3 separate regions of the Homo sapiens genome follow, and all the other regions are linked to region 3. Evidence: chromatin loops called from intact Hi-C (ENCODE). Cell type or tissue: A673. All regions are shown on one strand. Each heading gives the region's core, and the rest is flanking DNA. Links, peaks and the distances in the headings are about the cores only.

Region 1 (8,295 bases), core at 1,785-6,784, 130 kb after region 3:
TTGTATGTATTTGTCTCAATATTTATGTCTTCACTAAAGGCAGAGGCCAGCCTCTCATCCATAAATAGTGGGACACAACCTCTGGCAGGAACCAGAACTTGAGCCCCTCACGTCAACCAAACGGAAAGAAGGTAGGCACAATAGCAGGTGCCTGTAGTCCCAACTACTCAAGAGACTGAGGGCAGGAGGTTTGCTTGAGCCCAGGTGTTCGAGGCTGTAGCGCATAATGATTGCATCTGTGAATAGCCATGACACTCTAGCCTGGGCAACATAGCAAGATTCCTGTCTGTAAAAAAAAAGTATCCACTGGGAAAAGAGTATTTAAAAAGCAGAGACTCTAATATCCCACATCTATAAGGAACATAAACCAATTTACAAGCAAAAACCAAACAACCCCATTAAAAGGTGAGCAAAGAACACAAACACTTTTGAAAAGAAGACATGTATGCAGGCAAGAAGTATATGAAAATAGCTCAATATCACTAATCATTAGAGAAATGCAAATCAAACCACAGTGAGATACCATCTCACATCAGTAAGAATGGCTATCAGCAAAATGTCAGAAAATAACAGATGCTGGCAAGGTTGTGGAGAAAAGGAAACACTTATACACTGTGGGTGGGAGTGCGAATTCATTCAACCATTGTGGAAAGCAGTTTGGCAATTCTCAGAGAATTAAAAACAGAACTACCGTTTGACCCCAAAATCTCATTACTGGGTATATACCCAAATGAATATAAATCATTCTACCACAAAGACAAAGGCACACATTATGTTCATTGCAGCACCAGTCACTATTGCAAAGACATGAAATCAACCTAAATGCCCAGCAGTGGTAGATTGGATAAAGAAAATGTGGTACGTATACACCGTGGAATACTATGCAGCCATAAAAAAGAACAAACTCATGTCCTTTGCAGGAATATGGTTGGAGTTGGAGGCCATTATCCTTAGCAAATGAACGAACACAGGAACCAAAAAACAAATACCATATGTTCTCCTTATAAGTGGGAGCTAAATGATGAGAACACACGGACACAAAAAGGGGAACAACAGACACTGGGGCCTACTTGAGGGAGGAGGGTGGGAGGAGGGAGAGGATCAGAAAAGGTAACTGTTGGGTACTAAGCTTAGTACCCAGGTGACTAAATAATCTGAACAAACCCCCGTGAGACAAGTTTACCTATACAACAAACCTGCACATGTACCCTTGAATCTAAGATAAGAGTTAAAAATAAAATAAAAATAAAAAGCCGAGACTCTGGCATAGAGGATAATGGAGAGATCCAGTTTTCTATGCTGTAGCAAAAGTGGGGACTCAGTCTTGGGGAAAACACAGAAACCCAGTTTTCAAAACTAGATACAAAGTCAAAGTTGTTCTGGCAAGGATTTTTCATTGAGCTGCAGACACCTGAGTTTCAACTCCCTCAATCTCTTTTGACTAAGGTCAGTCATGGTCAAGCAGCCTCAGCAGTGGGGAGAAGATGGTCAGCAAAGGCTGAGCATCCAAGATAATATAGAGACATCAGCTCAGCTTCCCTTGACTCTGGGACATGGATGCCATCAGGCTAGTGGTATCATTCCAGTAGAATTACATTTCATGCCCCCTGATAGACAATCTGTGCCCTGGCCTGTGGAAGAGAGTAGAGGAGTTAACAAGATAGAAGGAGAAAAGTGGATGATGTTTGTGGCCTAGTCTTCAGCATTATTGTATGCTCTTGAAAGGATCATTTCCTCTCTCTTGGCCCCAGATTTTTATTTGTAAACTGAAGGAATTGAAATCAGATGATCTAATACGTTTCTCTAAATTTTTGTATCTTATGTAAACACAGGACACACAATATTGCCATATTTCTCTAGTCCCCAAAGCTGCCCCATTGAAAGATTTCAGGAAATGTTTTAAAAGTAAATACCAAGTAGAAGCATATTTCATATACAGAGTGTACAGTGCATTTCTCATAAAATAGCTCTGAGCCCTTAATTCATATTCCAGTTAATCCCACATAATGCCTGGGTAATTTTTGTTGCCAAGTATCTGACTTCCATTACGATGACTGCAAAATATTGCCCATTATTTCACTTCCTTGAGATTCTGCTTCCTTAACCTGTATCTTATCTTGCTGTTATTCAAACCATAAAACAATTTAGATGTTTCCTATGAAATTAGGAATGCAAGTATTTAGGAGATATCTTATTTATTAAGGGATAAAGCCTTATAAATGGGTTCAGAAAAGGATGTGGCTGGAGGCACAGTTGATGCTGTGTCCCAGCCCTCTGCTCAGCTCACAATACTCAGAACTAGAGTTGGCCAAAAACTGAGCCAGCACTAGTGTACACATTGTACCCCATGTGCTCAGAAACACAACTCAGACTTCTTTTTCCTTGCGTTGTTTTGGAAGCAAATCCACAAGGCCCTGAGCACTCACTGAGCCGAGGCACGAGCTGGCCAAAGGATACAACCCAGAAAGGCAGATGCTCTTAACTCCAGAATACAACACTCCTTTTTAGATAGAATTGGAAGGGCCTCATGAATGGTTTTGCTTGTGACCTGTACAGGCTTTTAGTGCCCAGTCTAATAAAGGAAAGAGAAGATTGTCCAGAAAAGGAAGGCTATTGGTATATGTAACCATTTTAAAACAAGTAAACAAAAAATAAATAAACCTTTTTAGTTGCTAATTTTACATATTTTTGGCGCAAGAGATGGGACACAGATAAGCACAAAAGATGGAACACAGATAAGGATGCTTGTGCAATGTCCTTTAATCCTGCATAAATTATGAAAAAAGAGTGTCACTATCTTCACTTATAAAAAACTGTAAGGCATAACAGGTGGATTTGGATAGTAAGTCCAGTTTCATTGCAATCAAAATTTAAGAGACAGAATTCTCTCAATATCGTGTACGTACAATTGTTCCTTGCCCAGTTGATGTGTGATGACGTTATTGAATGAGTAATTCTAGAGTGGGTTACAATGAATTTTGCATATACTTGTATGTGTTTCTCCATGTGTGTACAACTCAGATAGCATTTATGCAATAGAATTTTACCTATTCGGGCTCATGTATGAAAGAGAAATTTTCCTTCTCACAGAACCTAATTTTAGGGTATAGTTTTGTTACAGGAAAGGGGTCCCGATCCAGACCCCAAGAGAGGGTCCTTGGATCTCACGCAAGAAAGAATTCAGGGTGAGTCTGCAGTGCAAAGTAAAAGCAAGTTTATTAAGAAAGTAAAGGAATAAAAGAATGGCTACTCCATAGAGCAGTCCCAAGGGCTTCTGGTTGCCCATTTATATGGTTATTTCTTGCTGATATGCTAAACAAGGGGTGGATTATTCATGCCTCCCCTTTTTAGACCACATAGGGTAACTTCCTGATGTTGCCATGGCATTTGTAAACTGTCACGGCGCTGGTGGGAGTGTAGCAGTGAGGATGACCAGAGGTCACTCTCATCGCCATTTTGGTTTTGGTGGGTTTTAGCCAGCTCCTTTACTGCAATCTGTTTTATCAGCAAGGTCTTTATGACCTGTATTTTGTGCCGACCTCCTATCTCATCCTGTGACGTAGAAGACCTTAACGGTCTGGGAATGCAGCCCAGTAGATTTCAGCGTTGTTTTACCCAGCTCCTATTTAAGATGGAGTTGCTCTGGTTCACACACCTCTGGCAGTTTTGGCAATTCAGGTCAATTAAGACATCATGATAAACTCTTACAAAAATGGCCATGCTGTTGCTATAAACTCAGCACATTTTTTATTTTCCAGAGATCATTATTAGCTGCAGTTCAATCTGAGTGTCTTGTAAGCAGTGAGGTAGAACAAAATCAAGGAGTCTTAAATCAGCATTTCGCATACTTCAATATACCAGGCAGATAAAAGTCCAAAAAATTAGAAAAACTAAACCATGTGAGAAAGAAACTTCGGAAACTGTAAAGCCTTTCTTCCTCTAAACTCGCCATTGTCCTCAGGTAATAAGCAATTGTTCACTTTTTTGGTTGGTAATCTCAACCTCCCGGATTCAAGCGATTCTCCTGCCTCAGCCTCCCAAGTAGCTGGGATTACAGGTGCCCGCCACCACGCCTGGCTAATTTTTGTATTTTTAGTAGAGACGGGGTTTCACCATGTTGGTCAGGCTGGTCTCCAACTCCTGACCTCAGGTGATCCACCTGTCTCAGCCTCCAGAAGTGCTGGGATTACACGCGTGAGCCACCGTGCCCGGCCCACTTTTTTATTTAGAAAACAAAATTTATCATGCCTGGTAGTTTGGGTTTTCCTCCCTCTTGGTGCCAGAACAGTGCTGGTTTGTTTTCTCTTTGGAGTGCTGATTCTATTGGTTGTGTAGATTGTGCATTTTGTAGTTCACGTTGGAGTCTGTCACCCAGGGGCCTGAGATGACTCACAAGCCCTAGCTCTAAGGGGTGCATGCTTCAGGTCTTGGTGGCTTCATCAAGCCACCAAGTCAGGATGACACAGAATTCCGACTCACCTCTGAGAGATCAGTGAGGGGAACTCATATACAAAAACTAAGAAACCTGGAGCAAGCTGTTCTTGAATTCCATAGCTATTAAATCTTACTTGAAAGTCAGTAATGTAAAGTCAGGAGTTAAACAATCAGCGATGTGGCTAAGTTCCTCAACCTTATGTTAAAGAACAAAGCACTGGTTTTGTGACTTAATTGAATTCTCTGACCAGTTCAACCTTTTTAAAAAGGGTGTTGCTGGTGCCACCTAGTGGAAGTATTGTAAATCTCACAGCGTCGTGATGAATCCGTAAATCAAGGTATTTTCTGTGACCAGGGCTTAATCCACTCCTGTTGGCTCCGAGAAAACTGTGCGTGCAGAGAGCTGCACTTTTTTTTCTAAACGGGAAGTGAGTTAAACTTGGTAGCTTTTATGGTGGCTATCTTTCTGTTATATATGTTTTCGTGTTTTTATTCTGACATGAGGATATGGAAATCCAGGACAATATTTTTGCTTTAATACAAAAGTTCTCCCAGGATAATTCCAAGAGCAAAATTTGTTACACCAATATAAGATCTTGTCAGTTTCTCCTATTCCAAATACAAGTATGCTATTGGTTCACTTTGAGGAGTTTTTCAAACCTTTTACCCTTATTATCTGATGAAGAGGCCATTACTAGCTACAATTCAATTTTAAGGCAGTGCATTTGCCTAGTACATTAGCTCTAGGTAAATGCACTCTCACTTTAATTTGTGAATATAATATTACTTCTCATAAAACATTCATTTGGTCTTCTCAACCCCATTCGTGAATATCTATACAAACTGGCTATCTGTATTTTACCTGTAACCTATTTCATAGAAGATTCTATTAGGACCATCTGCTCAGTTCATAATCAGCTCTCTTTAATGCTACCCCTATCACCAGTGGTAAACTCCAAATAGACATTTGCTATAATTTGAATTCGATGCTTTGGTTACTGTGGAAGGACACTCATCAAGGTAACACCAATTGGATTTGGAATTTTGAATTGAGACTGGAGTAAAGGTGGAAGTCAGGAAACAATCTTGACTATATATATTTTCTATATACCTTTATGTATATCTTTATATCTATATATCTTTATGTATATCTGTCTGTCTGTCTGTCTATCCATGAGAGAGAAGTATCATGAAAGAAAATGGTTAAACATAGGGAAAATGTTTCTGAAATCAAGTGAAACATCTTTTCTATTTTTGTTTGTTTATTTTTTGAGACGGGGTCTCACTCTATCACCCAGGATGGAGTGCAGTGGTGTAAGCATAGCTAACTGCAGCCTCAACCTCCTGGGCTCAGGTGATCCTCTTGCCTCAGCCTACTGAGTAGCTGGGACCTGGCTTCTTCTCCTTCTCCTTCTTCTTCGACTAGGTCTTGCTCTGTCACCCAGGCTGGAGTGCAGTGGTGTGATCACATTTCACTGCAGCCTTGACCTCTCCCTGCCTCGTGTAGTCCTCCCACCTTAGCCTCCCTAGTAGCTGAGACTACAGGCACATACCACCACCCCCAGCTAATTTGTTTTTTTTTTGTTTTGTTTTGTTTTGTTTTTGTAGAGACTGTGTTTCACCATGGTGCCCAGGCTGATCTTGAAATCCTGGGCCCAAACAATTGGTCTCCCAAAGTGCTGGGAGTGCAAACATGAGCCACTGAACCTGGCCTAAACATCTTTTCTTAAAAAGAAAAAAAAAGAAGGGTCCAGTGCAGTGGCCCACACCTGTAATCCCAGGACTTTGGGAAGCTGAGGCAGGCAGATCACCTGAGATCAGGAATTCAAGACTACCTGGCCAATATGGTGAAACCCCATCTCTATTAAAAATACAAAAACTAGCCGGGCATGGTGGCGCTCACCTGTAATCCCAGCTACTTGGGAGGCTGAGGCAGGAGAATTGCCTGAACTCGGGAAGTGGAGGTTGCAGTGAGCTGGAATCACACCACTGCATTCAAGCCTGGGCAACTGAGAGAGACTCTGTCTCCAAAAATAAAAATATTGGCAATGAACCCTCTTTGGGTGAGGAAAGATTGAAATTATACCTAAAGACAATGTACCATATAGCAATTGTCTGTTGAAAATATATTTTTATTATAAACAACATAAACACTTCCTAATACACTTTGCAAATATGCATTTCATTTTCTTTGCCTGAGTTTTTATCAACAGTGTCTCTGAGCACAATAGTTCTTCCCTTGATGGCCGATCATATATTCAATAAGTGCCAAGCACCCTCCCCAAGTATCAATAGGCACTGTGGGAAGTGCTGGGGGATTTTTTTAAATGCAGAGAAAAAAAGGCATCCTTCCATATCTCAAGGGATCACAATCTAGTAGACTGCTTTAAAAAAAAATTTGGATGTCTCTTTTTTAATATACATACTTCCACTTTATAAGATATATTTTATTTCATGCTATACAAGTCTTTAGAAAATAGCCTATATATCCAAGACAAACTGGACAATTAAATAATTAGCTAGGTAAAATAGGGTTAAAATGCAACTTTTAGTCTTAAATAATCAAATAATTTATGAAAAAGGGATGCCATGGCCTTAGACTATTTTGATAACAATTTTAACTTTGTAATGTGTGACTTCTGAAGAACCTGAAATATTTTAATAAAAAGACATCATCCTTCTTTATCCTTTATAATATGCAAAGGAATATTTGTCTTATATGAGAGCAGACTTTGAGTCATTGCCAAAAGTGAAAATTAAACAGAATTCAAAGGCCACATCTACTATTCTTACCACTGCTCTTTTGTCTCCTGTCTTTAATGACTTTGATATTTCGTTAGTGTCTGTGTGAAGAAGGGCACATACATCTGAATATCCTCAGTGCAAAATGAAAATTATTTATTTGGAAGTTACAGTCTATTATTACAGACATTTTCCTTTGGTTTATTTCTTTTATGTATGGCTCTCCCAAATTTCCATTTTCATACTATTTTATACTTTTTAGTAAGAATGATTTATTCATTATATGCATGTATTTACTTTATGCCCTTGTAAAATTTCCTTATAAATATATTTTTAAATTATGCTCTCATTGACAGACCATGTGTCCCATTTGTGGTGTGGGAAGTATCATCAACCATTGCTTTTGTACAGCAACAAGAATCAGATGCTCTTTAGAGATCCTCCATTTCATTACTCTAACATTCTTCAATGTGGTTCCAGCCACGCATAGTCATATAGATACTACATATTCAAAGATAACTTACTGAAGCTTGTTCACAGAACCAAGCTTTCTCCTGATAGCTCTTCTTCCCCTACCCCGCACTTCTGGAAGTATTACCCCAAATGCTCTTCAGGATTTAAATAACAATTTTTAAAAAGACACTTAACACCACAAAATGGAATTTGCTGGCATGACGCGAACAATACGGTTACTCCAGATGCTGTATTCAAACTGTATGGGTCCGTTGAAAAAATAGATATAACCTATAAGAAAAAGCATAAAGACAATTTCAGAGTTTGAAAATAATAAGGTTTTAATCCAGTTAATATTAATGGTTCAATCTCTTAGATCCCATTTGTAGGAATTTCAAACTTTTTCTTTTTAAACTCTATTAGTTCTTTAATAGTTGTTCCTTTTTAAATTTTTTATTTTTTTATTTTTATTTTTTAGTTGTTCTTTTAAGGTGTGAATCCTCCTACACAGTTTTGCTACTTGGATTATCGATTTTTGTGTGCGTATATGAGACAGAGTCTCACTCTGTCATCCAGGCTAGAGTGCAGTGGCAGTGATCTTGGCTCACTGCAACCTCTGACTCCTAAGTTCAAGTGATTCTCCTGCCTCAGCCTCCTGACTAGCTG
Region 2 (8,295 bases), core at 1,107-6,106, 100 kb after region 3:
AAATGACGAGTTAATGGGTGCAGCACACCAACATGGCACATGTATACATATGTAACAAACCTGCACGTTGTGCACATGTACCCTAGAACTTAAAGTACAATAAAAAAAAATGGTCCTTCCATTTTCCTATCACCTTTCTGTCTGGAATGGAATGTGCTTCAGAAGGGATAGCCTCAGACCCCTTCCATTTCTTAGGGTCTTTTTTCCATCCCTTCCTGCCTGCATCAATTCCTGCTCAGCCCTAACTCTACTGGAAATGAAGTGTCAGGTCTCTCCAGCATTAGCTTCCTATTCAGATGGAGGGTCTACAAGATCAAGAAAACTTTCTGTTGCTAATTTTGACTTCATCTCAAGGCAAAACTAATGTAATATTTTGCTATAAAACAAACAAATAAAAATATGCTTTTCCTAAAAGGGGAAGAATGAAAAAGAAGGAAATTGGTTCTGTCACAAAAGTTTATGGTTCAATAAAGCTAAATCATCTGCCTGCTTTTATTGTATAGAAGTGAGTGTCAGTCTCCAGGTCTTGTTGAAGAGCAGCAGAAATGCATTCTGAAGCTTTGTTGATTTATGCAAATTTTGAGTTGCGTTAAGTGAGGATAATTAGAGTAGGAGTAAAACTGTAAGTAATTCTCATAGTGTGGCCCCCTACCAGAAGCTTCTGGTAGGCATGCTTCAAAAAAAGAGAGAAGAGAAGGACTCCTAAGCTGATCTCATCACCACACTCTTTAGGAGCTACTTAAATTTTACCAAGTAATTTTCAGTCACACATGCATCACTCTAAAACAATGAGCAAAGTTTTAGTTCAAAAAGAAAACTTTTAGATTCATAGGGAAGGGGGAGCTTCAACACTATCTGTAATATTGTCTTTCTGTGATAAGTATATTAAATATTTGCCAAAGAAATAAATTATTATAGAAATATTAAATATTATAAATTACTATATATAAAGGAGACAGCCAAGTATAAAGGGGCCACCAGAGCATCTCCAACCAGCCTGCGCACTGGGAGAACGGGGTGGAGCCACGGAAGTTTACGCCATTTGTAGTCGGAAGGAGCCTGGCCCCTCCTGTTCCTGTGCGGAAACCTGGGATTCAATTGGTGAGGTGGAGAGCCTGTTAGCAGGGCTTCATCGCATTTTGCTGTGTTGTTTTTCCCTTTCAGCCAATACATTCTGTTCCTCTTCACCCTTTAAAGTGTCTGCAAGCCTAATCTTTGTCAGGCCTCTGAGCCCGAGTTAAGCCATCATATCCCCTGTGACCTGCACGAACACATCCAAATGGCCTGAAGCAATTGAAAAACCACAAAAGAAGTGAAAACAGCCAGTTCCTGCCTTAACTGATGACATTCCACCATAGAGATTTGTTGCTGCCCCACCCTAATGATCAATTGTCCTTGTGACATTCCTTCTCCTGGACAATGAATCTCAGGAGCTCCCCACTGAGCACCTTGTGACCCCTGCCCCTGCCCACAAGAGAACAATCCCCTTTAACTGTAATTTTCCACTACCTACCCAAATCCTGTAAAGCTGCCCCACACCTGTCTCCCTTTGCTGACTCCTTTTTCGGACTCAGTCCGCCCGTACCCAGGTGATTAAAAAGCTTTATTGCTCACACAAAGCCTGTTTGGCAGTCTCTTCACACGGACACGCATAACAATCTTTCTTGGTCGTGTGACAAGAACCCAGTTTTTCCTACAACATAAATATATTTAATAATATACTGTACATACATATATAATAAGTTATTGTTAATAGAAATAAAACAACAGCTTGAAGCAAATATAACAAACACTGTCAACGTCTGGGCCTGCAGGATATCAACTGTTGCTTTTCTTTCATGACAGTGGATGGTGGATGAGGCATGGAGGAGAAAGATATCCTATGATTCATCAGTAATAGTGGTTGTAAGGAGAGCTAAGGTGAGGAGCCCAAGAGAACAGAGCCAGAAGCTAAAGCCTCCTGGAAACTAGAACTGGAGAAACAAGAGGAAATCAGACCAGAAGCCCGCTAGGGTCAGGCTTGTGAACAGGAAAGCAAGTGGAATGAGATAGGAATAGATGAGATGAGGTGGCTCCACTCTAATATAGTTCTTGTACCAAGTGAAGAACTTTGAGAAAATTAAACACAGTGGGTATAAATATGTGAATAAGGAACATGACATTTATTGAAGGCATAGTTTATGTTGGTCATTTGCTAGGTTCTATCAACTGCTAAAAGTGGAAATGAGTAATGTAATTATATTTGAGAGTAAAAGTGAAATGCTGTAAAGAAACAGTTTTGTTGGCATTTCAAGTCTCCTCAAAATTGATTGGAATGAACACAGATTGCTAGTAATCAGCCAATTAAGAAAATGTGTAGGAAAGAATTGATGAGAAATTATTATTTGAATAACAACACTTAGACAAGGGAAGTGTGTCATTTGTTAAGCTCTCATTAAGCCAAGCACTTTTCATGTGACATAAGCATTATTATTATCCCCTTTTGCAAACAGAGGTAATGAGCCTCAGACTACCCAAGGCCACACAGCTTCTAACTGGCAAAGTCAAGATTCAAAAACAGGAGCTAACTCTGAAGCCTAATTTTCTTAACCACTTTGACAGTGAATTGTCAAAGGACATTCTATTCATTTATATATTTTTTAAAATTACTGAACGTTATTATGTACCAGACATTTTTCAGGCACTGAGAATGCAGTGATGAATGTAGAATGAAATTTACTTTTTATTTAGAAATGATGAACCCTGTATGATATCTTCTCCATGGTATTGAAAATTTTAGAATTTGGTTAAAATCATACTTGAGAATAGAAAGAAAAAAAATTTAAACCAGAGGTAAGCACAGACCATACATTCGAAAATTTTGGCCTATTTTAGTGGCTCACGCCTGTAATCTCAACACTTTGGGAAGCCGAGGTGAACAGATTGCTTGAGTCCAGGAGTACAAGACCAGCCTGGCTAATATGGCGAAGATCCTATCTCTACCAAAAAAATATAAAGAAAAGAAAATTTTATCGATACAAAGCCGTATTCTAAATGGAACTTAATGATACATAAATTGCTGGGTATCAAGGGAGAATATCCAGGAGAGTTTAGGTTATATCGTTGTTTGGATTTTTTTAAACTTTTTGTTACATTAATTTTTTTATTAGTTTATTTTAAGTCATATTCATTGAAGTATAATTTACATACATAATTATGTATAATTTTCATACAGTAAAATATGTATAATTTTCATACAGTAAAATTTATACTTTGCTGAGTGTTGGCAAATTAAGATGCAAACCACAAAATATAAACCATCTAAGGGGTTATGTCAGCAAGATAGCAGAATAGGAAGGGCCAGACTCTACTTCCCTGCGGGGAGACACTGAATCAACAAGAATACATAAATCAATTCCCTTTATAAGAAAACCAGAAACAAGTTAGGAGGTTCCTGCACTTCAAGGGAAGGCAAAACCAGCCTCACTAAAGCCAGTAGAAAAACTCATGGCACTCACTCACCATAGTCCTTTCTCCCATTTCAGTGTGAATTATCAAAAGAAAACTTCTAGCTACTGTCTTCTGCTTGCGGAGGGAAAGAGAAGGCTAGACAGTACATCCAACATTCAGACTCTTTAGGGGGCTGGTCAAGGGACTGGTTTCTGTCTTGCCTGAATCTAAGTGCAGACAGGAAAGAGTGTCAGGTTGAAGGCTGCTAAGAACAAAGGTGAAGATTTGCAGCACTCACTTGATGTACTTGCTCCTCCTGGCTCATTGTAAAATAAGTAGGAGAAAACCACCAACTCCTGGCTTTTCCCTGGGGAGGAAAATTACTGGAGCATGTGTTCAATGTTCTAGTTTTTCAGGGAGCTGCCAAGGGATTGGTTTCTGTCTCACCTGTCTCAGAGCACTGACAGGACCTGACAATATAGAGATGTAGGGACCACTGACAACAAAAGAATTGGGCAGCTTGATACTGCTTAGGAGGACCTGTGGTATAGCAGATAGAGGCCAACACAGCTCCATAGCCTCCTCGTTGGGGTAGAAAGAGAAGAATTCCATGTATGTCCATGTTCCAACTATTCTGGGAGCTGCCCAAGACACTGGTTTCTGTATCCCTAGTCTCACAGCACTGACAGGACCTGGAATATGCTAGAAGCCTGGAGGTTGCTAAAGCCAAAACAGAATGGGGCAGCTTGAAGCAGCTCCAGAAAATCTTCAGTGTTGCAGACAGACACCAGAGGGAGCAAGAGATCGTGAGCTCCTCCAAAAATAAACTGGCAAATCCCTCTAATTCAGAATTTATGTGCTCAAAGACAGAGATAATGCACCCACAGAAAAAGTTTGAGAGACCCCCAGAATCTCTAGCTGGGATAATTGGTGAGGGTATTTTCCTGTTCAAAGTCAGCCCATAAAGACTGGGAGAGGTGGCTGTTTTTTCAAATGTGTAGATCCCAACACAGTTACAAGGCATACAAAGAAACAGAAAGCCTGGCCCAATCAAAGGAACAAAATAAACCTCCAAAAAATGATCCTAAAGAAACAGAGGTATATGAGTTGCCTGAAAAAAGTCAAGATGTTATAAAGATGCTTAAAGAGCTCAAGAAAGTGATACATGAACAAAATGAGAATGTCAACAAAGAGAAAATATAAAAAAGATCCAAACAAAAATTCTGGAGCTGCAGAATACAATGTGAAGTTACAGTGGAAAGATCTTCCTCTATGAAGAAAGTGGGCCCTCACCAGGCACCAAATCTGCTGGCACCTTGATGTTGGACTTCTCGATTTCCAGAACTTTGAGAAACAAATTTCTGTTGTTTATGAGCAACACAGTCTAAGGTGTTTTGTTATAGTAGCCCAACAAATTAAGATAAGGGGTTCGACAGCAGACTTAGTCAAGCAGAAGAAAGAATCAGTGAACTCAAAGACAGATAAAATAGACTTTAAGTCAAAAATCATGACAAAAGACAAAGAAGGACATTATTTATTGATAAAAAGGTGAATTCACCAGCAAGATAAACAGCTATAAACATACATGCAACCAACATCCAAGGACCCAATTATATGTAGCAAACATTGATAGAAGTGAATAGGGAAATAGCAGTACAATAACAGTGGGAGATTTCAATACTCAACTTTTAAAAATGAGAAAACATTATTCACATGCAAAAAATGTAATTAGACCCTTATCTTATACCATACACAAAAATCAACTCAAAATGGATTAAAGACATATATATATGACCTGAAACTACAAAAACTCTAGAAGGAGACATAGGGAAAAACCTTGATAACATTGGTCTTGACATTGATTTCTTGGATATGACCCTAAAACCACAGGCAACAAAAGTAAAAATAGACGAGTGAGACACCATCAAACTAAAATGCTTCTGTGTAGCAAAGGAAGCCATCAACAGAGTCAACTTATGGAATGGGAGAAAATATTTGCAAACCATATATCTGATAAGGGATTAATATCCAAAATATATAAGAGACTCTTACAACTCAATAGCAAAAATAACTGATAACCCATTTTTTAAAAAAATTGGGCAAAGGACTGAATAACCATTTCTCCAAAGAAGACATACAAATGGCCAACAGGTATATGAAAAGATGTTCAACATCACTAATTATCAGAGAAACGCAAATCAAATCTACAATGAGATATTACTGCACACCTGTTAGGATAGCATCATTAAATAAAACAGAAAATAACAAGTGTTGACAAGGATGTGAAGAAGTTAGAACTTTAATATACTGTTTGTGGGGATGTAAAATTGCGCAGCCACTGTGGACAAGAGTTTGAAGATTCCTCAAAAATTAAAAATAGAACTACCAAGTGATCCAGCAATACCACTTTTGAATGTTTATTCAAAACAACTGAAAATAGGATGTATTTGCACTCCCATGTTCAATGAAGCATTATTCCTAACAGCCAAGATGTAGAAATATCCTAAATGTCCATCGACAGATGGATGGTTAGAGAACATGTATTAGCCAGGTGTGGTGACTCACGCCTGTAATCTCAGCACTTTGGGAGGCTCAGGTGGGCAGATCGCTTGAGGTCAGGAGTTTGAGAACAGCCTGGCCAATATGGTGAAATCCCATCTCTACTAAAAATACAAAATATAGCCAGGCATGGGGGCATGCACCTGTAATCCCAGCTACTCAGGAGGCTGTGGTACCAGAATCGCTTGAATCTGGAAGGTGGAGGTTGCAGTGAGCTGAGACTGAGATTGTACCACTGTACTCCAGCTTGGGTGACAGAACAAGACTCTGGAAAAAAAAAAAAAAAGAGAGAAAAGAAAAAGAAAGAAAGAAGGAAGGAAGGAAGGAAAAATGTATTATAGGCTGGGTGTGATGGCTCACGCCTGTAATCCAAGCAATTTGGGAGGACAAGACAGGCAGATTACCTGAGGTCAGGGGTTCGAGACCAGCCTGGCCAACATGATGAAACCCCATCTCTGCTAAAAATATGAAAATTAGCTGGGCGTGGCAGCAGGCGCCTGTAATCCTAGCTACTTGGGAGGCTGAGGCAGGAGAATCGCTTGACCCCGGGAGGCAGAGATTGTAGTGAGAGTGAGCAGAGATGGTGCCCCTGTACTCTAGCCTGGGCAACAGAGTGAGACCCTGTCTCAAAAAAAGTGAAAATGTAGTATATAGGGGTGTGTGTGTGTGCGTGTGTGTATATATATATACATATATATATGTGTGTATATATATATATACACACATATATATATGTGTGTATATATATATATATACATAAAGATATATTATTCAGCCTTAAGAAATAAGGAAATCCTGTTAGAAATCCTAACCTTGAGGAAATCATGCTAAATAAAATCAAACTTTAGGCACCTTGAGGAGATCATGCTAAATAAAATAAACCAGTATTAGCGGACAAATATTAAATACCACATGATTCCACTCAGATGAGGTATCTAAAATAGTCAAACTCACAGAAGCTGAAAATATAACAATGGTTGTGCCAGGGGCTCAGAGGAAGGAAAAAATGCAAAGTTGCATTTCAGTGTGCCATGGTCTGAATGTTTGTGCCCCACCCCCAAAATTTCTTTGTTGAAATCCTAATCCCCAAGATGATAATATTGGGGATTAGGAGGTGATTCGGTCTTGAAAGCAGGGCCCTCATGATTGGGGTTAGTGCCTTATATGAGAGACCCTCTTCCCCTCTGTGAGGACATAGCAAGAAGGTGTTATCCATGAACCAGAAACTGGGCCATCACCAAACACCAAATCTGTCAGCACCATGATCTTGAACTTAGCCTCCAGAACTGTGAGAAATACATTTCTATTGTTTATAAGCCACCCTAAGATATTTTGTTGTAGTAGCCTAAACAAATTAAGATAAGGGGTTCAACAGTAGACTCGATCAAGCAGAAGAAAGAATATAGTTTAACCCAGCATCGAAACTTCACGTGACACCCAAGCATCGCTTCAACAACCTAGGCCATATTGTCCTCCGGTAAACATCACGTGCTAGATTAAAGGAAGACATAGCCATTTCCATTACCTCAGAAAATTCCTTTCGCCCTTTCGCATCAGTCCCTCTCTCCCACTCCCAGCCCCTGGAGACCATTGATGTGGACATTTGTACTTTCTAGAATGTCACATAAGTAAATTAGGCAGTATATAACATGTTATGTCTGAATTCTTACCAGTAATATGTTTTTAAGATTCTTTCCTATTGTTGCATGTACGTGGTTTGTTTCTTTTAATTGCTGAGTGGTATTCCAGTTTGTTTTGACTTTCTCAAGAATTCGATTGAAGTCCAATATGTAATGCTATACCAAACATCTGTAATTCATGTTCCCCCAAAGCAAACACAATACCTAAGAAACAGAAGTGATATGGAAACACAGGAATTTCTGATGGAAGTAAATATCCGAAGTCAGGCTGCTTTGTTGTTGGATGATTCTGTTTTGTTGATTCTGTACACTTTTCTTTCAAGGGCTGTGGTGGATTGAGGAGGTTACTCTTGAAAACCAACTTTTCTCCTTCTAAGGCAGGGATAACACCAATGTGTGCTGTCTATTGTTTAGTGAAATAAAACTCTAGCTTACTAACGGAGGAGGGAAAAGAGCAAATTATAAACCTCTCATCCAAGTTACTGGTTCTCGAACCTGCCTAAGTATCAATTTCCCATTAGAAACTTAAAATATAAACACATGCCAATCTCCACCCTTGACTTTGACATTGGAATCCTCAGGTTGGCGCTAAAGTGTGAGTGTTCGAAACGTAGTTCTGGCCGAGCATGGTGACACTCACATGTAGTCCCAGCTACTCAGGAGCTGA
Region 3 (8,295 bases), core at 1,961-6,960:
CCCTGCCCACTGGAAGAGGCTGTCTGCTGCGCTACTTTCAACTTTCACATTGTCCAATAAAATGTTTAGTCGTATTGGTGGTTCAGGGTCCTCGAAAGAATGCGGAATAGCTGTCTGAGATACACCTCATCCGGGACTTCCTCAAAGTGTAGCCCGCGATTATAGTTTAAGCACATGGCAAATTCTGCAGGAAACCCCTTACATAAAACTTCAACAGGAGTGGGCATCTTCTTTTCACTAATCTTTTCATATTTTTGTTTCTTTGTTGCGGACCTAAGTCCTTGCCATGGCAAGCTGGTTCTGTTAAAACACATCAAAACAGCCTAAGGATTCCATATCATCTCTGTGACTCTGCTCGATACCAAGATGTGCATTGATGCTGGCACGTCGGGCAGTGCTAGTGAGATTTTTATATTACCTGCACAGTATGCGTTGCCTTGTCCTGCTGTTGCTGTATTTTTTGACCAAACCAGAATCAATACGGAATAACTTACTACAGTGGTGTCCAATACCTTTAGGGAGTTATCTGGTTTAACGTCTCTATGTATAAAATTGTTTGTATGCACATACTCAATTTTATTGATTGTCTGGTCAGCTAACATAAGCACAGTTTTCATTGTGAACCTTCTTGAAGAGAAATTGAAGAGGTCTTCGAGGCTAGGTCCCGGAAGGTCTATGACTGGTACATTGCAGTCTTTTTCCTGATCATACCACGGTATGTGGGGGATGCCAAGCCTGCCTTGAAGAATCTCACAGAGTTTGCTTTCCTACAGCAACTGGGGATGCCTGGCCTTTTGAGATTCTAGCTTCACTGCCACTTGCTCGCCATTGGTGATATCGATGGCCAGATAAAGGTCCCAGAAGGAGCCAGACCTGATCTTCCTTACTAGTTTATATTTCCCTCAAACAATAAATTCGGCCTTGGATCCGCTGCTGCTCGCCATCCTAAGAGATGAAGACAGAGGCTGAGGCCAAGTCCAGACGCCTCTGAGAGGAGGACGGAGGCCTCTGGGGCTCCTCCACGGCGGAAGGTGGCAGGAAACGGGACATGGAACACGGAGGCCTCCCTCATATTCGCGGCCCGGAATCAGCTGACGGGGAACCTGATCACCGCTGCTCAGTCAGGTTTCTTGTTGCCAGGCTGCGGTTTGTGAAAGGGTTCTTGCAGTTACAAGGCTGGGCCACTTGTTTCTGGGCGGCGCCACTGCCTTGCTGTCTCAGCTATGTGCAGGCTGGAAAAAGGGGTGCGGTGAGCTAGAGCAGGGATACCATTGCCACCACTGCCAGCAGCTCCAGCCCGGAAGGACCCCTGTCCCTCTGCCGACGCTGCCGTCTTGTTACTCCAGCTCCAGCCCAATAGTTTCACTCTGAATTTTCTTAGCGCATTACACTTTCTTAAAGCCCTTTTCATATTTTCCTTATCTTCACCTCATTCTCTTAATGGAAGGTGATTTGTTGAAAAAAGGCTGATGTTTTCATTGTGTCCCTGCCCATTCTCCAAGGTTTACCAGTTGCTTTGTAGAAACTTGCTCAACAGGGGAAATGTTAGGTTACATGCAATAGAATAGAAAAAGTGGCACTTAGTACTTTTGAGGGTAAGTGTCCCTTTAAGGGTAAGTGTCCCTTCTTTCAGTAAGAGTTCTTTCGCTTTGCAAGTCTGAGGGAAATCCTAGTGACTATGTATGCTGAAGTGGTTTGATACGGTTTTGCAGTGTCCCCACCCAAATCTCATCTTGAATTGTAGGTCCCATAATTCTCACATGTCTTGGGAGTGGTCCCGTGGGAAGTAATTAAATCATGGGGACGGGTCTTTTCCCGTGCTATTCTTGTGATAGTGAATAAGTCTCACAAGATGTGATGGTTTTCAAAAGGGGGAGTTCCCCTGCACATGCTCTCTTACCTAGTACCATGTAAGACCCTGACTTTGCTCCTCATTCGCCTTCTGCCAGGATTGTGAGGCCTCCCCAGCCATGTGGAACTATGAATCAATTAAATCTCTTTCCTTTTTAAATTACCTGGTCTCAGGTATGTCTTTATTAGCAGCGTGAGAACAGACTAATACATGGTTAAACCCAAGAAACCACAGTGAACTCTCAAAGAAAATATATTTATCAGACTGTCTCAGTATATGTGGACCACATGTTAGTTAAGTATCCCCTAGACTTTTGTATGAACAAATTGAAAGCAAGTAGACTGAACTCACTCCCACTTAGTAAGCACGTCTGATCTACAAGGCTAGAAATTGCAAAAATAATCAGACACGAATTTAGCTCTTAGAAGTTAATTTGCTCATGAAATGGATGCAGCCTAATTATTGCATAAATTATTATTTCTTCAAGTAGCTGTTAAAATCTTAGGTGTAATTCCTATTATGCCAATGAATATTTATGTGGTATATATCTCCAAAAATATTATGAAAGACAGGGAAAATAAGATTCAAAATGCAAGTGTGTGCTTTCTAGGCAATTTATCCAGAAATACAAATTTAATCAAAGTCCTTTTTTACTATTCTTTAAGTTCTGGCACTTCTTACTACTGATAATAGATCTTGTCACATTGGCATAACTAATATCTGTTGGGCATTCTTGGAGAGGTAAGTGGAGAGGGACTTAAAGGATTTGTGTGGTTAGACAGCTGTCTGGACTATTTCAATAAGCCCTGCCTGCGAGGGTCCTTTGTTGGGTCTTGGGGAGCTGATAAAAGTGAATGATTCTTAAGCCATTTTATACACCAAAACATGAGTAGGTATTTGTTGGGATTTGGCTTAAGACTGAGGACATGCAACTATTCAGTTTCAGAATCACATACTGCATTGTGGAGAATTTTGGAGATTCGTTCTATTTCAGAAAGGAGACCAAATTACCTACTCTCCAAATCGTCTCATAAAAAAATTTAATCCTAGAGATCAATTGAAAAGGAAATCAACTTCTGCTTCCCTGTTTCATATTAGTGGTCCTTGAAGTTAGGGTAATATAAATGTATTATTTCCCATTTAAATCACATGCAATGAAAAGAGTTTCTGACACAGAATAGCAGAATACATGCTAAATAAGAGTTAGATTTATTATTTTTATTTTTGTGTGTGCTTTCTCAACTAAATTCAATTTCAGGTAAAATGCAGAGATAGCCTCAGCCTATCACCCTGCAACTAGACTCTGTGCGTTCTGCAGTGAAGCTGATAAAAGACAGTGCCCTATCTTTAGGCACAGCCTAGTTCTCCTCTGCGGTCTTGGGAAAGAAAACTAAGTTTCCAGGCCACACAGCTTTCAAAAGTAGAATGCCTGTGGTGGTGTAGAAGAATGTATATAGATAGAATGCATGGGACAAAATAGTTTTTATAGAAATCTTCTCTGAGGATTATAGCCAGAACCCCTCAGAAAACTCTATCTTAAAAGCTACACAACTAGAGCTTCTGTTTGTTTTCTTCCATGGCTTTAAGGCTCAGCTTGAGGTCATAAGCCCCCATCAGGTCCCCCAGTGTCTTCTGTTACTGAGCTCTTCTAGCGCCCTGCTGTCTACGTTGTAAGAGCAAATCTACATACTATTTACATGGAAGGTTAGCGCAGTCTTTCTATAAAAAGGTACCAGTGCATGTTACATATTTTACCTACACACACTTGGATCTTTATGACTCAATATCTGTAAATATACCCGTCTATGTAACTATACATACATAGGTGTATTTAACACAGTCCCAGCAAAATAATATATACATATAATTCTATAGACAGAGTATGTCATAGGATAATATATTGAGATATAAAATTATATTTTCCTCTATATTTTTCCCTGACTTTGCCAAGAACTGTGTATCTCCTAGTCTCAGAGGTGTCTTCAGGACTTCAGTTGAAACCTACATGAAGGCAATATCTCTTTCCAACTTTTGGAAAAGCCTGAGCTCATAGGAAGAGGTTGTCAGATGTCTTCAACTAAGAGGGGAAAGGAAAAAGGTTTCAGGGAGGCATGAGAGAGGGAGAGGTTTCCTTAAACTGGAAAGAGACATCTGGGCTGTTTCCACCAGGCATAAAGACCCATGCTCTACTTCTAGGTCCCTGGAAACTCCTGGGGTAGTTGTGAGGTGGGCCTAGGGAGGCAGGATCCCTCAGATCTGGATCCTTAAGAGTGTGTGAGTGAGGAAAAATGGAAACTCATACGTTGTCTTCTCCAAAACTCCAGTAGGTGGCAGAATGGAAATTTAAACCCAGGGCTCATTCCAAAGTCAATGCACGTTCCAATCTCAGTGCTTTTTAGATGTAGTAAGTGAAGATAGTTATCTCGTATGTGGAAGGGGGATGTGTAGGGGATGTATATTTCAAGTATTCTCCAAAGGATGTGATAGACAAAGTGCAGAATTTGGAATTAAATGATACAGGTTTGAATCACAGCAGAGCAATCTTGGGTGTTATCTGCAAAAAGGAAATAATAATGCTTACACCATTTATTTATGATGTAATTGAACTGATAAGTACTTTGCAAATTGAATGACTACATATGTTGTTTTTACTACCTTCTGACCTTTAAGACTGTTTCCCATGATCAGGTACTACACAGCAATAAAAGGTAAACAGGAATTCACAGACATGTAACTCATTTCCTTAGTCTATGGCATTTTCTTGAACTAAAAAAAGAAATTTGTCTCTAGAATATTAATCAAAATACTACCTGTATACATGTATTACAAATTCTATATACTCCCATTCACTAGTACTCCAAGCAGCTTGATTACAAATGTTGAATTACCAGATGTACACAGAAACAGAATATAGAACTGGAAACAGCATTCTTGTGTGAAAAAAAAAACTGATTTTTGTATAAGGCAGATTTGGATTCAAAAACTGAGTTTGCAACTTTTGAGACTTACATTCTTGGGTATGTTAACCTCTCTAATACTGTTTTCTCACCTATACAGTGGAAATAATAACATTAATATCCAGCATGACAGTTTTGAGGATAATTAAATCCCCACATGCAACGTACATCATGCTTGTCACATAATAGCAGCTCAATAAATATTAATTTCTCTTAGAGTGGAAAGACACCTAAAATCACCTACTTTATTACTCTTACATTGCAGATGAGGAAATTGAGCCCCTAAATTTTCATTTGTTTTTATTTCATTGGGAGCAAAACTTTTGGAACTATGGCTCAAGTGTCTTGATTAGAATATTTCAACACACTAAATATTTATACTAAATGATTTTCTAGGATGCAAATTAAGTATGATTCTTGAGGAAATTGTTATAATGCAATGAGGTAAAACAAGTCCATTGGAATATAATTTTCCGTTAAATGTACATCATGAAGCAACACAATGAGTTACCTTCCTTAATAATTTTGGAATCTTGCCTGAGAGGCAGCCATATGATAAAGTGTCATATTATCATCATCACTTTCATTGGCATGAGCTAAATGTGATTCTAAGAATAAATGCAAAGGCAGCAGATTCCTTAGTTGCATAAATCATGGCCAGGAAGTCATGCATCATAATTCCCACCTTTAGTTTTATCTTAGGAAAGTGAAAATGTTCCCTTAATCATGAGGATTCTTGATGAATATAGTTATATTAAGAATCAGCTTCCTGTTACGCTGTGATCTGTCACTTACGAGGACCATACCCCAGGGTGGAATCTTCCCCAGAGCAGCTCTTTTTTCTACTGACCTACAGGGATTATGTGACTTATGTGGATCCTCACGTACCTCTCTTTGGTAAATTCTTGAAAGGCCAGGGTGTTTATAGCCATATATTTTTTGCCCCTTTATGAAGCACCTTTAATCTATTTCAGAAATGCTTCAGATATTTACTTTTTGTGCAAGGTAAATTAGCCAAGTATGTTAACAGTTTAATTTTTTGTTGATAGCCTGGCTACTTTCAAAATAGATTTGCTGCTGCAGCTGAATAATTATTCACTGACTGAATTAATTGATTAATGGGCTTTGAGGATAATTTTCACAATTGTTACATTTATTTAAAGAAATTTAATGTTCATAATTAGAAAATTACTTCATATTCTTCCCTCTACACTATAACTCAGAAAAGACCATCTTTCCTACTGTAGTCAAACCCTGTAATTTCCTAGATATGACATGTTCTCTCATATCTTAATGCCATTGCCTATGCTCTTCCTTTCCTCTTCACACTTGGCCTGATAGACTCCTACTACTTCTTCACACCCAGGATCAAGCATTGCTGCCTTGCCAAACTTATTCATTCATTCAACAAAAGTTTAATGAGCATCGACTAAGTCAGGGGCTTGATGCTGGGCATCGTCCAATGTGCCCATGTGGGATGCATTCAAGTGGACAGCTGCAGTGGGCTGTGTGTGAATGGACGCACATAAGAGGAGGAATGAACACAGCCAGTAGGCAGAGTTGGCAAGGTCTCAGAATGTCCCCAAAGATGGTAACCCCTGAGCTGGGTCTTCAAGTGCAAGACAAATAGGAGAACAGTGTGATCATTTTCATCAGGAACCATTTGATTGGAAGGCAATCCTTCCATTCGGTTGGAATGCCAAACTGAATTAAAGGGAGGATTATTTTAAAGAACCAGAGGAATCTGATGGAATCCATTAATGAGAAGCACTTTGAAGGGAGGCACTGGGCAAGTGGAGTTAGATTTCTTAGAACCCTCCACCAGCTTTCCTCACTGGTCTTTAACTCATTTCTCACCACTCAGAACACTATCATTCCTGTTACCATCTGGGTGGGGCAGAGCATTCAACTGTTGCAATTCAGCCAGGTACATGACTAATTTCTAGACACATCTTGGGTAGTCTGAACGTGAATAACAGATTGTAGGCCTTCTTTTCTTTTCTCTTTTCTTTTCCCTCCCTCCCTCTCTCTTTCTCTCTTTCTTTCTTTCTCTCTTTCTTCTTTCCTTCTTTCTTTCCTCCCTTCCTTCCTTCCTTCTTTCTACCTTTCTAATTATACTTTAAGTTCTAAGATACATGTGCAGAACATGCAGGTTTGTTACATAGGTATACATGTGCCATGGTGGTTTGCTGTACCCATCAACCCGTCATCTACATTAGATATTTCTCCTAATGTTATCCCTTCCCTTGCCCCCAACTCCCCGACAGGCCCTGGTGTGTGATGTCCCCCTCCCTGTGCCGATATGTTCTCATTGTTCAATTCCCACTTATGAATGAGAGCATGAGGTGTTTGGTTTTCTGTTCCTGTGTTAGTCTATGGAAAATGGTGGTTTCCAGCTTCATTCATATGCCTGCAAAGGACATGAACTCATTCTTTTTTATGACTGCATAGTATTCCGTGGTGTATATGTGTCACATTTTCTTTATCTAGTCTATCATTGATGGGCATTTGGGTTGGTTCCAAGTCTTTGCTATTGTGAATGTGCTGCAATATACATACGTGTACATGTGTCTTTATAGCAGAATGATTTATAATCCTTTGGGTATATACCCAGCAATGGGATTGCTGGGTCAAATGGTATTTCTGGTTCTGGAACCCTGAGGAATCGCCACACTGTCTTCCACAATGGTTGAACTAATTTACACTCCCACCAACCGTGTAAAAGTGTTCCTATTTCTCCACATCCTCTTCAGCATCTGTTGTTTCCTGACTTTGTAATGATTGCCATTCTAACTGGTGTGAAATGGTATCTCATTGTGGTTTTGATTTGCATTTCTGTAATGACCAATGATGACGAGCTTTTTTTCGTATGTTTATTGGCCCCATAAATGTCTTCTTTTGAGAAATGTCTATTCATATCCTTTGCCCACTTTTTGATGGTTTTTTTTTTCTTGTAAATTTAAGTTCCTTGTAGATGCTGGATATTAGCCCTTTGTCAGATGGATAGACTGCAAAAACTTTCTCCCATTCTGTAGGTTGCCTGTTCACTCTAATGATAGTTTCTTTAGCTGTGCAGAAGCGCTTTAGTTTAATTAGATCCTGTTTGTCAATTTTGGCTTCTGTTGCCATTGCTTTTGGTGTTTTAGTCATGAAGTCTTTGTCCATGCCTGTGTCCTGAATGGTATTGCCTAGATTTTCTTCTAGGGTTTTTTATGGTTTTAGGTCTTTTATTTAAGGCTTTAATCCATCTTGAGTTAATTTTTGTATAAGGTGAAGGAAGGGGTCTAGTTTCAGTTTTCTGCATATGGCTAGCCAGTTTTCCCACAATAGGGAATTCTTTCCCCATTGCTTGTTTTTGTCAGGTTTGTCAAAGATCAGATGGTTGTAGATGTGTGATATTACTTCTGAGGCCTCTGTTCTGTTCCATTGGTCTATATATCTGTTTTGGTATCAGTACCAAGCTGTTTTGGTTACTGTAACCTTGTA

What was found. Peaks named below come from ENCODE experiments on the same cell type or tissue, not always from the same donor. Only the 100,000 strongest peaks of a DNase experiment are listed, where the experiment ranks them.
Region 1: it touches region 3 in a loop (4-fold over the local background); 19 of 110 quality-filtered maps call a loop at or near these places.
Region 2: a loop joins it to region 3, with 2.6 times the contacts of the local background. A loop is called at or near these places in 4 of 110 quality-filtered maps.

What each region holds. Positions count from the first base shown.
Region 1 is chr11:102,936,447-102,944,741 of GRCh38, forward strand. It overlaps MMP13 (matrix metallopeptidase 13), which reads right to left. Exons shown (of 10, transcript NM_002427.4): 10 at 6,549-7,920. The coding sequence ends at 7,820. Among named protein-coding and RNA genes, the nearest start is that of MMP13, 15 kb to the right of the region's middle. In A673, for the core only: a CTCF peak has its summit at 4,723 (motif pointing left); a DNase peak (open chromatin) is centred at 4,715; H3K27ac peaks cover 2,163 bases.
Region 2 is chr11:102,910,738-102,919,032 of GRCh38, forward strand. No RefSeq gene overlaps it. Among named protein-coding and RNA genes, the nearest start is that of MMP12, 40 kb to the left of the region's middle. In A673, for the core only: a CTCF peak has its summit at 4,216 (motif pointing right); a DNase peak (open chromatin) is centred at 4,224; H3K27ac peaks cover 3,128 bases.
Region 3 is chr11:102,806,973-102,815,267 of GRCh38, forward strand. It overlaps the pseudogene WTAPP1 and the pseudogene CSNK1A1P2. Among named protein-coding and RNA genes, the nearest start is that of MMP1, 13 kb to the left of the region's middle. In A673, for the core only: a CTCF peak has its summit at 4,179 (motif pointing right); a DNase peak (open chromatin) is centred at 4,199; H3K27ac peaks cover 2,853 bases.